Regions from separate parts of the Mus musculus genome. Here region 1 is linked to region 2. A link is a loop called in an ENCODE intact Hi-C map of the cell type or tissue named here. Cell type or tissue: gastrocnemius. All regions are shown on one strand. Each heading gives the region's core, and the rest is flanking DNA. Links, peaks and the distances in the headings are about the cores only.

The links. Hi-C counts contacts between places; a loop is a spot of excess contacts. Peaks named below come from ENCODE experiments on the same cell type or tissue, not always from the same donor. Only the 100,000 strongest peaks of a DNase experiment are listed, where the experiment ranks them.
Region 1: it touches region 2 in a loop (2.7-fold over the local background); 1 of 42 quality-filtered maps calls a loop at or near these places.

The regions. Positions count from the first base shown.
Region 1 is chr9:123,110,744-123,115,128 of GRCm38, forward strand. Zdhhc3 (zinc finger, DHHC domain containing 3) reads right to left here and starts at 2,451. Exons shown (of 7, transcript NM_001372538.1): 1 at 2,253-2,451. Exosc7 (exosome component 7) reads left to right here and starts at 2,488. Exons shown (of 8, transcript NM_001081188.1): 1 at 2,488-2,579. The coding sequence starts at 2,523. In gastrocnemius, for the core only: no CTCF peak of the experiment used is centred there; DNase peaks (open chromatin) are centred at 2,487 and 3,366; H3K4me3 peaks cover 2,596 bases; H3K27ac peaks cover 1,800 bases.
Region 2 is chr9:123,257,936-123,262,320 of GRCm38, forward strand. Tmem158 (transmembrane protein 158) reads right to left here and starts at 2,854. Exons shown (of 1, transcript NM_001002267.2): 1 at 1,122-2,854. The coding sequence starts at 2,610. The coding sequence ends at 1,750. In gastrocnemius, for the core only: a CTCF peak has its summit at 1,936 (motif pointing right); DNase peaks (open chromatin) are centred at 997, 1,948, 2,307 and 2,896; H3K4me3 peaks cover 1,910 bases; H3K27ac peaks cover 1,332 bases.

The DNA.
Region 1 (4,385 bases), core at 127-4,126, 150 kb before region 2:
TAGATGACATGGAGTTTGTGAGAGGCTACAGAAAGTGACATTTGGGAGCCACAAAGCCTCCACTCAAATCCTGCCTCTGCTACATATTAGTTATGTGCTCTGTGACTTTGCTCAGACACTTATGCTATTTGTGCCTGTTTCCTAAACTGTAAAATTGCCCTCATAAGGCTATTCTGAGAATTGAATCTTTGTAAAGTTCTTGGCATACAACAAGCATCACACAGTGTCATAGAAAGTTAATAGAGCCTGGGTTTTATAAAAGACACAACAACAAAACAGCATGAAACAAACAAAAACCCCAAGAGAAATGAAAAAGCAAACTGGTATAACACAATATAATGTGCCATCCTTGGGTATTTCATTTTTCTGGTTCTAATATGTTCTTTGAATAGCTTCAATAAATAAGAACTATGAGTTATGAGGTTTAAGGACATCTAATGCATTCAATGAATATGATGAAAATGCTCTAGCATCACATAGGAAAAATAACTAGTGATGACAGCAGTGTTCCAGCAGAGAATATAAACTCCACTGTTTATGTTTCTTGAAGTCTTCTGAACCTAATACCAGATATTACTCATAAAATCAGTCACCAAATAGATAACACTGACCCTTCTTCAGAAAGAACCTGTTGTCTGCTGTCGGGGGTAGGATATGCCCGTGTGGTGCTGGGGAGGGAACCTAGGGCCTTTGCACATGCTACTGTTCTGCCACTAACACACTTTTAAAGATATGCCCAAAGACTTTTTCCCAGGAAAATGGCTCATAGTAGTTAAACTCAAGTCAAACTTTCTTCCAGTATCTTTTCTGACTTTTCAATCTTCACCCTACCCCACCCCCACCCCACTATATATTCAAATGGTCTCTCTTTCCAGTCATCTCTAGCACGAGATACCCTACTAGCAGGAGTCCCTTGCTATTTCACCAGTTCCTCACACAGAATCTAGTTGTTCAACCAGAGATGGTGTCTAGGTGCTATATCAAGTGTGGCATCTGTTCCTCCAAAAAAGGAAGAAAGCCGTCTGGCTCCACCTTTTCCAGTTACCCTAGAGGGCAAAGTCCAACCCTACAGGAAGCCGTCTCAGGAGCACCTGTAGTAAGTATTATGTATGGACGCAGGAAATTCATATCCAGTCTATCAAGAAGAGGCTATCATTTGAGGGCTCAGCAGCTAACAGTTCAGTACCTAGGAATATAGCCAGGCACTTCCTGTTACTGTTGAAATCTCAGCGTAGTCAGTAATCCACTATGACAACTCTAATCACCATGCTCTGTGGCTATGCTCACAAGAGCCTTCCCTTCTACCCTGGAGGACTCTGGTTAGTGTTCTGTTTACTTACTTAGTTAGCACAAGAGAAAAAAAGCCTTTTTTCGACGAGTGGGGGCAGTGTCTTTGAGACAGGATCTCACTATGTGGCTCAGGCTGTCCTTGAACTCACAGTGTAGAACAGGCTGACCTCGAATTCAGAGATCCGCCTAGCTCTGTCTCCCAAACGCTGGGATTAAAGGCAAAGGGTGGCCAGCACCTTTTATTTCTTGATGATTAAGCTGAAGGGTTACTTTTGTTTAAAATAGAACACCAGGTAAGTCTCTACCAAGTCTCCCCTCATTTTCTCAGAGAGACCCTTTAAAACTTAGTTCATATCCCCTCTCTTCCTTAAAGGGCCCCTCACTATGACCCCAGCTTCACCTTGCAGGCATCCTTTCTGGATAACCTAGGTCCCATATCCTCCCAGGGTCGGTTTTCTTTCATGAAGTTATCCATCTTCCCCGGAGATCCCTTCCATCCAGGCATCCCGAAGTGCAAGACACTCTCCCTACTCTCTTTGGGACAATACTCCAGCAACCGCACGGGGCAAGGGTAACTTGCAAAGCTCTGGGCCATTATCTGATGATGGGCAGTAGGGGAGGAAAGGATGAGGGAAGACAGGACAGAGATCGATCCCTGGAATGGAAGGAGGGGTGAGAAAATTGAGAAGCTGGCGCCCCATTCCTGGTGCAGACCCTTCCCGACCAGTGACCTAATGAGGGATCCATGGTCTCTTTCCTTCAGCCATCCTAGGGACCAACTAGGAGGGGGTTGAGGAGATGGTCCCTCATGGGCAGCACGACTTCCGCCTTCCTGAAGTGTCTCACGTGCGCGCGCTCGGCTACTTCGACTCCGGCCCGAGCGCTCGGGTTGCGCGCTTCCCATCCAGTCCCGGCTGGGGCCCCGCGCCTCCCTCCTTCTGGGGCTTCCCCACTGCACTGACCGTCAATCTGGAGGCAGCTAGCAGTCCCGCGCCGCCTGCTGCTGCCCCGGGGCCCAGCCGCCAGCGTCCGCGATGGCACGGGCACCCGGCGCCACGGCTTGCCGGACTCGGCCTCACACGGGGCGGTGCGAAGGAGAAGCCCATGGAGCTCCAGGCGGTGGCGGCAGCCGCGGCTGCGGGAGCGGCCACCGCGCGGGCTGATGACGCGCAGGCGCGGTGGGGAGAGGCGCGAGCTGATGACACGCCAGCGCGCGCGGTGAGCTGAGCAGCATGGCGTCGGTGGCGCTAAGCGAGGCCGAGAAGGTCTACATCGTTCATGGAGTGCAGGTAGCGGTGGCGGCCGCGAGTGCAGGCCATATTGCGCAGGGAGGAGGTGCGGGGCGGCCACGTGGTCAGGACGGACGCCCGAGGCTTAGTGCTGCAGCGAGTGTGCGTCCTGTATGCCTAGATGTCCACAGCTCTCGGGATGGAGGAGATTCCTAGCTCATCAGGGAGCGGCGGGCGGGCAGTTCCCGAGGCTGCAGTTTAATGAAGGAATGTCCTTGTGGCCTCTGCACGACCTGAGAGTGCAGTGCCCGAGATCCTGTAATCAGAATAGCGGCACGTGAATGGACTCTGGTGACTTTGCACACAGAGGCCGTGTATCCGAGGGGGAAAAGGACTTTAAAATTCTGACAGCAAACACCACACGCCACACACCCCCTAAAAACAGGAAAGAAGGAAATGCATCGGTAATAGAGTGCGTGCTTAGCATGCTCCAGACCTTGGTGGCTGGCACCTGTAATCCCAGCAGCTGGGAAGTGGAGACAAGAGAATCAGGAGTTTAAGGCCAGACTGAGCTATAAAGACCCAATCTTAAGAGAAATCACGCTGACATATACACACACATGTCTTACAAATAGAGAAAAATAGGGAGTGTTTTTCTTTCTGGCGGTGCTGGAGGTTGAACCTCTTGGCCTTGTGCATGCTAGGCAGGCATTCTATCATGGAACCGCATTCTCAACCCTTTTGTTTTTTTGCTTTTTTTTTTTGAGGAGGAGAGCTTTATATCCAAGGCTGGTGTGTAACTCCTATCAGTCCTGCCTTGGCAGAAGGCATGCCTTTTCACCACCCGCTGAGAAGAATTTTTCAAAGCAGACTGGTAGTCTATGGTGTAATTGTTGATTTACCTGTTTTACTTGTGGGGCGCTTAGATCTTTGGGTAGCTACAATGACTACCGCGATCTGGGCTCAGTCCTGCTTTTGAACGTTCAAGAGAAGTGAAGAATGTTTCCTGGCAACCATAATCTAGTATTCTACAAGCCTTGTCCCTACAGTTGATCTTGTGATGTAGTCATCATAGTAAGGTGACCTGTTACCATTTAAACTACATAATGCAAGTGAAAGCATGTTCTTTTCTAAATCATATGACATACTGTTATTTTCTACTTCATATAGAGTAAGGAATGCCAAAATTCAGTCATTAGGTTTCATATTAAACTTGAGTAATAAAAATCCAAACCCACAACTCATTAGCTTTTTAGTTCAAGATCAGGTTTAGTAATAGTGGGGTATATGCACAGTGGGTTGTATGGGAATGTTAAAGTAGTCAATCCTAGGGGTGGGGCTTCCCTTTTAGTTTTTAATTTTTTTTTTTTTGCCAGAAGTGTGACTCTGTCATTCCATATCCCTAGTCTTCATGGTGACATATTAAGTGCTGATGAGTTTTTAATTTTTTTTTTTTTTTGCCAGAAGTGTGACTCTGTCATTCCATATCCCTAGTCTTCATGGTGACACATTAAGTGCTGATGAGTTTTTAATTTTTTTTTGTTTTTTTTGCCAGAAGTGTGACTCTGTCATTCCATATCCCTAGTCTTCATGGTGACACATTAAGTGCTGATGAGATTTAAATTCTACAGGTTCAGGAAATCTTAAATGACCTGAAGAAAAAGTGGGTTCATTGCAAAAATTGGAAATCTTCCATCCAGAGCTTTATAATACTTTCTCTCATAAGAACCATAATGATTGGTGACTCTCTGGTGAATCATCTTCTTTTCTTCACCAAACTGTATCCTTTCTCAGTGGTCTCTTGCTGTCCAGCTTCCCTTCCATCTTGGTATAGTCTGTCCCATCGTCCCCGCCCAACCCCTTCAA
Region 2 (4,385 bases), core at 237-4,236:
CCTTAGGGAGTTTTACCTTTCTGGATTCCCACTTCTGTGGCCTTAAGTGAGTCCATCTCCAGTTTGATGCTGATGCTGCGGGCCCGTATTTTGAGAACTATGGCTCTAGAGCAAGTTTAATGTTTCAAAAGCAGGTATGAATGAGATGGAGCAAAGGAATACATCTTTATTTTATTTTGACAGGGTCTCATTATGTAATCCAGGGCAGCCTTCAACTGCGGTCAGATTCCCTAGTACTGGAATTACAGTACTTAAATGCCTTAAATTTACTTTTGTGTTAAGCTGAGAAAGATCTTTGCTCTGCAGATAACTCAAAGAATCTGAATCTACCACGTAGCAGACAGGTTCTACCACAGAAACACAGAGTTACAGCTATTGGTTACCTTTTACCAAGAACTTGTTAATGCTAAATAAACATCTCAGAATTTGATACTAGCATTTGAAACATGCCACCTGCTTAACTTACCAAACAGAATGTAATCTATGTCTTACAATCAGCCATTTTCAGGTCTGGGAAGATGGCTCAGTAAAAGTGCCCGGTACTTAAGCAGGAGGACCTGAGTTCAGATCTCCAACATGCATGTGAAAAGCCAATCTTAGTGGTGTATGCTTATAATCTCGGTACTGGGGAGACAGGGACAGGAGGACGCTGGCCAGCCAGTCTAGCTGAATCTACCTGCTTGGTGTTTAGAGACAGACCAAGATAAAAACTAAGGTGGAGAGTAACTGGAGAAGGCACTTGACTCTGACTCCCCCACACAAATGCATTCAGGAGTGAGTGGGCACACACAAGAACATGTATATATACTGTATATTCACCACACCTACCGAGGTGGTTCTGTGAAAGACACTTGGCTCACAGAACTATTTATTGATTTTCCTGGGGCACCATGTGAAAACAAACTATGCCAAGCGCTGTGAACCTGTGCTCTGTAGAAAGGACGTACGTGTCTGGGGCCCAGTGAACTGATTAGCAATCCCCATCGGAACCATTCTGAAAGCGATTTCACCTGTCTCAGCCAGGAAGACAGATGGCGCCCCTCTTTTCAGGAATTTCTTCATGATTCATTTGCGTCTTGGATCCCTCTCCCAAAAGCAAATAAAGGAAACATACACATTTCTGGAGGAAAATGTCTGTATTAAAAGCCAGAAAACCACATTAATACAAGAAGAAACGCCCACCAGGCCATGTCACTGAATAGATCGACTTGGAAAAGATTCATAAAGTTCTTTTGTAAGCAATTACAATAAATCCGTGTCAAATCTTCCCTCGTCCCCCCCTTTAAAAAAACAAACAAGAAGCTTCAAATACAACTACATTCAGATACAAAGAGCTCCTGTTACCACAGCTTTAGCAGTTGAATCTTTTTGTTTTGTATTTTTTTTTACTAAAACTTTCATTTAAAACAGTTATTAAATATATAAAACAAATACACAGGATCTGGTCACTTTCTGCCATAAATAAAGGGCATGTGGGCGCAGGGAGGGGGTGCCGCAGGGGAAAGAGCCGGTTTCCCTTGTGTCCTCGAGCCACGCGTGGATCCCACCCTTCAGCCCGAGAGCTTGCCCCTGCTCTTCCGAACCAGAACCTCAGCACAAACCCCACTTTCCCACCTCATTTGTGCCTCTCTGCGGTCCCCTCCCGGGAAAAGGATGAACAATAAGGACAGCACGAAGCGCACCTGCCCCGTCTCCGGTGAGGAAGGCGCGTGCGAGCGCTTACACAGCGCGGACGCGGGGCGGAGGGGGTCACTTAGGAGCCACCCCCGAGGTGACAGCCGCGGCAGCAGCAGCAGCAGCTGCAGCAGCGGCGGCGGCAGCGGCGGTAGTCCCCGCGGGTACGGCTGCAGGAGCGGCCGCGGGGGCGCCGGCGGTGGTCCGGCGCTGCTCCATGCCGTTGGGCAGGAAGCCGGCAATGATGGGCACCGGCCAGATGAGGGCGGCCACGCTCCACACCACGATGACCAGGGTCATGAAGCAGGCCACCAGCGTAGACTCGATGGGCTTGCGGTTCAGCCGCCAGCCCGGCTCGCCCTGCAGCTCCTCCAGGCTGAAGTCCAGGCAGCAGAAGTGACGAGGCTCGCCCTGCAGCCACAGCGGCCCCGGCTCGGCCGCCGGGTAGGCAGGCAGCGCGGTGGGAGCCCCGGCGGGAGCCCGCAGGCGGCCGCGCACCCAGCCGCAGCCCACGCACAGGCGCAGGTCTTGCTGCGCGCCGCCCGCCGCCAGCCCCAGATGCTCGATGAGCAGTGGTGGCCCGACGCGGTGGAAGGCGGCGGCGAAGAAGGCGCGGCCGTGCGCGTTGGTAGAGAAGAGCAGCAGGTCGCACTGCAAGCCCCGCGGGCGGCCCCAGCGCACGAGCAGCGAGCTCAGCATCTGTCGTTGCACGCTGATGTTGCAGGGCGCCGCCGGAGCCTCCTCTGGGCCCGCGCGCTCTGGGGGCGCCGATGCCGCCGATGCCAGCAGACGCGGGGTGGAGTGTTCGTTGGTGAAGGACGCATTGGCCGAGGCGTTTGGGGGCGTCCCTGCAAGGCCGGGCGCATCCGTGGCCCCGCCGTGCGCCGGCGGCAGCTGGCAGGCGGCGGCCAGTAGCGCGGCGAGAAGGGGCAGCATGGCCTGTGGCGAGCGCCTACGCGCGCGGGGCAGGCGGCGGCTGCATGGCGCGCAGGCGACCGTCCGGTGAGGGAACCGCGGGGCCTGGAAGGCCGAGGCGGAACTCTGCCAGTGTATTGGGACGACACCGGCTCACGGGCCGCGATGGCCTCTTCAGACTCCGCTCGTCGAGGTTCCGCTGCCCCCAGAGCTGGGGCCCTTGGACGGCCAGGAGGCTCTGCTGGCTCGCGGCGAAACGAGAGAGGATTCCCCTGCTCGGCTCCGCCTTCCGCGCGCCCCGCCCCCGGCTCACCGGGTGCGGGGAATTGGGAGGGCGGGGCTCCACTCGCAGGGGCGGGAACTGAAGACCTGAGCGACAGGGCGGTGCGTGGAGGCGGAGCGAGGGGACCCCCGAGGGCGGGAAGCCCAGAGCGAGTCCCGGAGCCCAGACAGTCCCTCTGTCACGCCCCCAGGAGAGCTAATCAGTACCTCCTTTCTGCTTAGGAGAAACTAAGAAGGGAGAAAGTCTCCGGGCTACCTCAGGAGCCAGAGACAGGACTCTTGTACCTTTCTGCTGAGTTCAGAAATTCAGATCTGGAGTCTGGCTGGTTTTAATGTGTCTTCACCACAATAGATACATATGGGTTTTTTTGTTGTTGTTGTTGTTTTGTTTTTTGTTTTGTTTTTGTTTCGTTGTTTTGTTTTACAGGAAGAGAACTCATAAAAAAATCCTCAAAATTCTGAAGTTTTGGTGTTGGTTGGGGCAATGGGAATGCAAATCCCACAGGTCGGATGCTTGAGGACACCTGCAGTCTAGTGTGCACATAGACACAAAAAATTTGTATGTTAGAGTCCATGAATATCAGTCTTCCGGGATGTATATTGTGGAGAGGTGGAGTTGTCAAGAGTAATTTAATAGGATACAATTTATATTAAGAAGCCTACCTGAGTCCTGAGCTTGATGGTACAAGTCTGTAATCCCAAGTGAGAATCCAGAGTCCAAGTTCCTTGGAGAGGCCAGCCTGGGCTACCTGAAAACCTGTCTCAAATAAACAAAATCCAGTACTAAGGTGGTGAGGAGAATTATGAGTTTGAGGACAGCCTGGGCTACACAGAAAGATGCTTTCTGTAAAGAACAAAAAACGTTCTTGGGAAGAAGAGGCAGCTCAGTTGGAAGGGTGCTTTCCTAGTGTCCTAGCAAGCCCAGGGTTCAATCCCCATCACAAAAAGGAGCAAACTGCACTTCCCTTGTTTTCTGGCCTCACACTTGGAAACTAATGTCAACTGACCCCTAAAATGGCTTGAAACAGTTGTGCTCTGTAAATCTAAGAGTGACCCTCCCTCTAAGCCAGCTAAGCTTTCCCAAGGGCCTGTGAAGGACAGGATGACAGCCATTGCTGGGTACAAAGTGCTAAATATATTTCTCTAAATAGTTCTCTCTCTCTCTTTCATTCTTTCTCCTGCTCTTTCTTTTGAGTCAAGGTTTCACTTCGTAGCTTTAGCTGTCCTGGAACTTATTATGTAGACCAGACCGGCCTCAAACTCTCAGAGATCCACTTGCCCCTGCTTCTTGAGTTCTGGGACTAAAGCCATGTACCACTAAACCCATCTTCTAAGTTGTTTTCTAACAAATAGTAACATTGGAATGAGGGAGAGACACAGGTAGACAGAGAGAAAGTGGGGAGAGAGAGAAGGGAGAGAGAGAGCCTTATAAACAGAATTCCCCAAAGTACCAAGTCTTCTCTGTTGGTCTTGGTTCCCTGAGTGACAGCCGGGCGGCTGGCACCCACCCTGCA